Regions from separate parts of the Mus musculus genome. Here regions 2 and 3 are each linked to region 1. Evidence: chromatin loops called from intact Hi-C (ENCODE). Cell type or tissue: heart. All regions are shown on one strand.

Region 1 (2,500 bases):
CAAATTATCCCTCTTCCCAGGATCCCATCCCATCTTGTCTTCTGAGGATCCAGATGGGAGAGCAAGGGGAAGACAGCAAACAGACCACCCAAGCAGCCTGGCATACACCTGTCACCCTAGCACTTGGGGGGAGGTGGAGGCAGGAGGATCAAGAGTTTGAGGGCAGCCTGGGCTACATAAAGCTCTGTAAAACAAAACAAAACAAAACAAAAACAAAAACAAAAACAAAAACAAAAACAAAGCCAAGTAAAGCCATAGTTAAATTACAAAGTGCCAGGGAGGGAGCTGCCATTTGCAACAAAGCAGGTGGAGGAGGAGGGTGGGGTGGGGTGGGGTGCAGGACTGGCAGGTGGCTTAAGGGGACATGCTAGCAAGGTGCCTCTGAACCAAGGCTTACAGAAGGGCGTGAAGAGGGCAGAAGTGTTCCAGAAGCATGAGAGGGGCATGTTCTCAGGCTGCACAGTCTAGAGAAGCCACAGTGTACAAAGTTCCTGGGACCTGAATGACAGATGTAAGCCATCCTTCACTCTCCAGATGTTCAGGAGACTGGGCACTCTGCACAAGGAGATAGAAGAAGCTGATGAGAGTGTGACAAATGCAGTGGCAAAGAGGGCCCCACGGCTTTTGGCCCTGCCCCAAACCAGGACCCTTTAGCTCTGCCCAGTGTCAGGAACACACCTGGACAGTCCTGGTGGTTTTGGAAAGAGCTGTCTTAGTCTCCTGCAATCTAATGGCCCTGGTGGCTTCCCGTGGGCCACGATCTCACTAGGACTTTGTTGTGTCAAATGGACACTCCTTTTGTCTCTTGCCAGTGGGTCTCCATCCTTCCTGAGAGCCCTCGCATTGCATCTCCAACCCGGCCTGGACCCCTTCAGCTGGTCACAGCAACCCTCACACAGGAGCCTGGGCTCTCGGGTACTTGATATTCCGCAGGAAGCAGCGCAGCCCCGGGAGCCTCTTCACTGTTGGATGCCCGCAGGACTCGGGATTAGAAGCTGCGCAGCACATGGGGAGCGAGGGGATTTTATTTAGCATTTAGGATTTATTCGTGTATATGCTGGGAGGGGGAGACGAATGCGTATTTAAATCGAGCAAGTTAATCCACAGGGTTCAGGCTGACACTGCCATAGGAAAAGGGTGTTTGCATATTAATCTCTTAACTTCCAGAAGCACAGAAGTATGGGGGAAAAGTCTGGAATCCAGGAGGCCAGAGGCAGCCAGGTGGCGGTGAGGTGGCTTGGCTCCCATCTCCCCTCCCACACACCTGCGACTTGGGGCTGCTCCTAGGCATACCCTGAGCCTCCCAGGGCCTCCATGCTACAAGGGCAGAAGGGCAGTGAGATTTAATAGGCACAAACGTGGCTTTCCCAAGCTCAAAGAAGTTGTGTGTGTGTGTGTGTGTGTGTGTGTGTGTGTGTGTGTGTGTGTGTGTGTGTGCTGCCTCCATGCCAGGAGTCAGTCAATGAGAGATAAGGGCTCAGCCTGGGGACAGTCCTTGAGGGCTGAGGGACTTGGGGAAGGGGGCTCTTGAGGACAGCAGTGTTTGAAGAATGTCAGGGAGACCTGGGAGCTTGGGGACAGAAGCTGGGGACAGAGCCAGGGCAAGGGGTTGGGAACAGGTCAGTTAGAGGCCACAGCACTGGCTGGGAAGAACAGAGCTGTTGGAGGGAAGCCCCCCGGCTGAGGGAGCGCCACGGACAATAGACAGTGTTGGCCCCCCTGGAGCCTCGAGGACTTTAAGTTTTATTCCAAGCACATGTGAAGGGAAGGGATGTCAGCCTATACAGCCAGGTTTCTAGAAGGACAGCCCCTCTCCCCCAGGCAGGTGATGACCTTGAAGTATTCTACTGTCAGAGTACAGCCTCACCTCTTTATCACACACAATCTGTGCACAGAACACACGCATGTACATGTGCATCCCATACACATACAAAACATACCAACACATGCATACAATATATGCACACGTACACATATATACATACACAACACATACAACATGCACATGCATACACAACAATAATCATGCATGCATACATACTCCTCATGTAAGACACATACATGCATACATAAGTACACCAACATATGCACACAATACATGCGCATGTACACATACATACATACATACACAACACATATAACACATGCACAAGCATACACAATAAACACATACACACACACATACCCCTCATGTAAAACATATACATGCATACATAGGTGCACACACAAGACACTCATGTGCACCAACATATGCACACCACACATTCATGCATGCAAATCACGTGTACACACAAACAACATACATGCCTGCTTATACACACCCACATACCAGCAGGAGCAGCTGGAAGACAGGAGCGAAAGGTCAGAGGACATAGCCTGAGAGGCAGCTCGCTCTTCTTTCTTTGGAGGAGCCACAAGCCCTGAAGGTTCAGAGCTACAGCAACTGATACTTCTTGGGGTCACTGGGATACCTTAGTTCACAGAACCCCTCTTTAGAGAC
Region 2 (2,500 bases), 60 kb after region 1:
GCTGGTGCTGTGTGACCTTCCTTCCTTAACCTTCTGTGGGTTCCTGCACTGCCAGGCACTACCTAATGATAATCTTCCAAGCAAGATACACCGACTGCCAGCTCCTGCCCCACTTCAGCAACCCAGGAGAGCCTGTGGCAGTCCACTCCCATCTCATTAGTCCACTGGACCTCTCCTGTCCTTCCACTCAGCCCTGCCCATCCTGAGAGCTGGGCACCACCCACACTCTCACTGCCTTGTGTGGCTCCTTCTCCCCTGTCAGGCCTCGGTGCACGGGTTGGCACCTGGTGTGTGCCACCCTCTTATAGATGGAACACTTGTGATTGGTGTGTCCACACCAAGAAAGGATTCAGAAGCTTCCAGAATAGTGATGAGGAGGGGAGGGCAGGGAGGCAGAAAGAGGTACTGTGTGGCCTCTTAGCTTCCCTGTGTTTGGTGCACATGAGTGCACCAAAAATGTAGAGATGAGTGAATGTTGGTGGGTGTGAGCTGCGACAGGAGCATTGTGGTTTTCAGGGAAGCCTGGGCTACCTATGGAGTTGCTTATCTCCAAAAGCAAAGGAAAGGGGACGGCAGAGATGGTTCGGCCAGTAAACCACCTGCTGCATGGGGAACTGAGTTCAAATCCCAGCACTTAGCAAAACACCTGATGCTGTGTCACACCCTTGTAACCCACTGTCATGGTGGCAGAGACAGGAGGATCACTGGACCACTGGTCAGCCAATCTAACCAAATTAATGAGTTTCAGATTTAGTGAGAGACCCTATCCTAAGAAGTATGGCTCAGAGTGATTGAGGAAGACACCTACCATCAACCCCTGGCCTCTGCATGACATGAACATACACACACAAACATGCATGTGTGTACACAAACACCAAGAAGAAAAAAAGAAAGAGAAAGAATGAAGGACCTAAGGAAGGAGAAGGGGCGGCAGAGAGAGGGCTGGGTTCGCTTTTGAAGCTACCTCCAAGGAGAGCTCTTCCTGCCAAGCCTATTGTGTCTGCTCTGTCTTTATATCCAGTCCTGCCCCGAACTGCTCTCACAGGAAATGCGAGTTTAACTGAGCAGTGCGCACTCCTCCCGTCAAAACGTCAAAACGTCAAAACGTAACTGTGCTGAGCACTGAATCCTGCCACTGAGTCAGGAAGCCTGACCTTGAGGGAAGAGAGAAGTCTGTGCCATTCTGCTCATCTGATCTCTCTGATACCAACCAGGATGGGGCAGGTACACAACAGGGGCTCAGTAGGTGTCTGTCACGTGAACAAAGAAAAGACTGTCTGAGACCTTTGACCTGATGGGTGAGTTCCCTTGAGGGGCCAAAGTCCCAGCCAGGAGCAACCAGCACACGGTAGATGCCCAGCAGCAGTAGCTAGGCAAGCAGTCACATCATTGAGGACAATGTCCCAAGACCCCCATGGACTGGTGTCAGTGCTTGTGTATGCACATTCATGTGTGTATACACAAGCATGTGTGTACTTGTGTGTGTGCATGCACATTGTGTGCTTCTGTGTGCACATGTATGTGTTTGTGTTTGTATGTGCACATGCCCGTGTGCTCATGTGTGCCCATGCATGTCTGTGTTTGTGTGTGCACATGCATGTGTGTGTGCTTATGTGTGCACATGCATGTGTGTGTGCTTATGTGTGCACATGCATGTCTGTGCCCATGTGTACACATGTATGTCTGTGCTCATGTGTGCACATGCATGTGTGTGTGCTCATGTGTGCACATGCATGTGTGTGTGCTTATGTGTGCACATGCATGTGTGTATGCTTATGTGTGCACATGCATGTCTGTGCCCATGTGTGCACATGCATGTCTGTGCTCATGTGTGCATATGCATGTGTGTGTGCTTGTGTGGGCACATGCATGTCTGAAGCTCATTAACTCAGCAAGCCTCACTGTTCAGCGGGCCCCTGGGATGCCCCTGTCTCTGCCTCACAGGTGTTGGGGATTACAGGCATAGAGGATCATGCCTAGCATTTGTTTTTAAAAATGTTTATTTTTGTTTTATGTGTATAACTGTGGATGTAAGTACATGCATTTAGTGTGTGCAGTGCCCTCAGAAGCAAAAGAGGGAATCTGATGCCCTGGGACTGGCATGATAGACAGTTGTGAGCCCCCATGTGAGTTCTGAGAACTGAACCTGGGTCCTCTGCAAGAGGTGTCTCCCCAGCCCTCCAGTGCCCAGCTTTTCCCTGATGCTGAGGGTAGATCACATGTCCTCGTGTTTGTGAGGCAAGGCTTATGGACTGAGCCATGTCTCCAGCCTGCATGCTTTCTGCTTTAGGCACTGTGGTGGTTTGTATATGCTTGGCCCAGGGAATGGCACTATTAGGAGGTGTGGCCTTGTTGAAGTAGGTGTGGCCCTGTTGGAGTGGGTGTGTCACTGTGGGTGTGGGCTTAACACCCTCACCCTAGCTGCCTAGAAGTCAGTCTTCCACTAGCAGCCTTCAGATGAAGAGGTAGAACTCTCAGCTCTGCCTACACCATACGTGCC
Region 3 (2,500 bases), 55 kb after region 1:
CTCTCTCTGTGTGCCTCTGCACTCCCAGCTCCCTGGGGCGCCTCTGGCTGCACTGGTAAATGGTAAGAAATCCCAGAGTCCTAAGGGAAGGATAAATGCAGCCTCATGGACCCTCATAGCTCACAGCCAGGATAGCCTCCACATCACCCCTACACACACACACACACACACACACACACACACAGAGAGAGAGAGAGAGAGAGAGAGAGAGAGAGAGAGAGAGAGAGAGAGAGAGAATTCTCAAAGTCCATCTGTGCTGCAGGGCCATCCTCCCCCACTGAATCCATACTGGCCCCCCACTTCCCACTGGAATGTCTCTCCTGTCAGTACACACACTATGGGAGTGACATTCTGTCTGCTTTCAACAGGTCTGCAGAAGAGAAGTGGCCAGCATGATGTCAAGATGAGGCTGCTGTCAGCCTGGTCACAGCCTAACCAGCAAGGCCTGGAAAGCTGGAGCCACGTGACCCTCCCCTGACTTGCTCAGCAGGATCCAGGGGTGGCCACTATAGCTATTATACTGCAGTGCCACCTGTCCAAAGCAGACATCCCATCCCTGGCCAAGCCAGCCGCCCCCAGCTCCCACCCTGCCACCAGGATGGGTCTAGCCGTCAGATAGATATCACTATGACAACCCACCTAAGACCCCATGGCTACAAGCAGCTAGCCAAGGAAGATTATTCCAGGTTAGGAGTGGCATATGCAACGGCCCTGGGGCAATCATGAGCCTGATCTATTGTCCATGTTGAACTTAACCCAGGGGAGAGAAGGAAAGACATGGGAGTGGAATGTGCAGGTAAGATCTTCGGGGGCACCGTGTGGGGTTGGGGGCACAAAAGCTGTTGACATCAGGTCCTAACCTCCACAGTTCTTCCATAAGGACCCCAGAGGCTGGTGGTTAGCAAGCCCTTTGGCCAGAATGCCCATCTCTTTAGTCTTTCTTTTTATCTCTCCTTTACCACACAAACTCCTCACCAGAGAGACCCAGCAGAGCTCTGCATACACACACACTCATTCACACACACTCACTCATGCACAAACATACATACACACCTGTGAACACACATGCATACACACATATACACACATACATAACACATAAGCATACACACCTGTGAACATACATGCATACACACACTGGCTGGCCGAGCCAGAAGCCTCGAGGCTTTTTCATGGACCCCACTCCACCCCCCACCCCCACCCCCCCACACACACACCACATCCCTCCTCCCAGAACACCCTAGAGGCCTGTGACTTCCTGCAGTGGTCCAGGACTATAAAGAGGGTGGATGGGCCCAGCTTTCCTCAAACACTGCCCAGCCTGAAGCCACAGATGTGGAAGAGAAGGAAGGTGTCATCGAAGGATGGAACTCTCCAGATGTTCTCCCCTGACTCATGAGAAGTCCTCTGGAGATGTTACATAAGATTCCTCCCCCCCCCCCCCCGCCCCATCCCCTCCTCCTATCAGTGGTCCACACCTGTAATCTCTGCCCAAGAAAGCAGAGGTTGAAGGATGAGGAGTTTGAGGCCAACCTGGTTCACAGGAGACCCTGTGTCAAAGAAGGGAGGGAGGAAGGGAGGGGAGAAGGAAAAAAGCACATAAGATCTTTTGTAAATATCAAATATTAAGAAGTCACACCCGGCAAGGTACGGTAATTCATGCCTTTAATCCCTGACTTAGGAGGCAGAGGCAGGCAGATCTCTGTGAGTTACATAGCAGCTTGGTTTACATAACAAGTTCCAGGCTAGCCAGGGTGACACACTGAGACCCTGAGTCCTAAAAAATTAAAGTAAAGAAATACCCAGAGGGGCTGAGGAGGTGGTTCTGTGGTTAAAATGCTTGCCACCCAAACATGAGGACCAGAATTCTGAGCTTGGGTACCCAGGAGCCCTGTAAATGCCAGGCAGACATAATAGACCACCTCAATTCCAACTTCAGAAGCCTGGAACAGAGGCACCCTTGCTCCTGGGAACAAGCTGGCTAGCCAGAGAGCCATGGTTGGACTGAGGTGCCCTGCCAGGTATATAGCCCTAGCACCCTGACCTTGCCAGGGTCAGACCTGCTTAGTGGATAGGAGAGACCCTGCCTCAGTGAATAAGGTGGAGAAATGATTAGAAAGACTCCTCGGGCCTCCACTCTGCAAGTGGAGACATGTGTACACACCCTACCCAAGCATTTATGAGCACATATACATACGAATGCATAGCATATATACACACATATGCATGTACACCCTACCCACACACATGTGCTTAAGCATGTACACACTACACACACGTGTATGCACACCCTATACATACACATGTGCATGCATACCCTGCACACACACACATGCATGCACACCTTGCACACACACACACCCTGCACACACATGCATGCACACCCTGCACACACACAGCATGCACACACACATGCATGCCCACCCTGCACACACACACACACCCTGCACACACCCATGCATGCACACCCTGCACACACATCCTGCACACACACGACCCT

The links. Peaks named below come from ENCODE experiments on the same cell type or tissue, not always from the same donor. Only the 100,000 strongest peaks of a DNase experiment are listed, where the experiment ranks them.
Region 2: it touches region 1 in a loop (1.9-fold over the local background); 2 of 42 quality-filtered maps call a loop at or near these places.
Region 3: a loop joins it to region 1, with 1.9 times the contacts of the local background. A loop is called at or near these places in 3 of 42 quality-filtered maps.

The regions. Positions count from the first base shown.
Region 1 is chr2:30,566,166-30,568,665 of GRCm38, reverse strand. No RefSeq gene overlaps it. Among named protein-coding and RNA genes, the nearest start is that of Gm31585, 23 kb to the right of the region's middle. In heart, no CTCF peak of the experiment used is centred here; no DNase peak of the experiment used is centred here; H3K27ac peaks cover 619 bases; H3K27me3 peaks cover 971 bases.
Region 2 is chr2:30,506,112-30,508,611 of GRCm38, reverse strand. No RefSeq gene overlaps it. Among named protein-coding and RNA genes, the nearest start is that of Gm39781, 9.5 kb to the right of the region's middle. In heart, no CTCF peak of the experiment used is centred here; no DNase peak of the experiment used is centred here.
Region 3 is chr2:30,511,101-30,513,600 of GRCm38, reverse strand. No RefSeq gene overlaps it. Among named protein-coding and RNA genes, the nearest start is that of Gm39781, 15 kb to the right of the region's middle. In heart, no CTCF peak of the experiment used is centred here; no DNase peak of the experiment used is centred here; H3K27ac peaks cover 1,266 bases.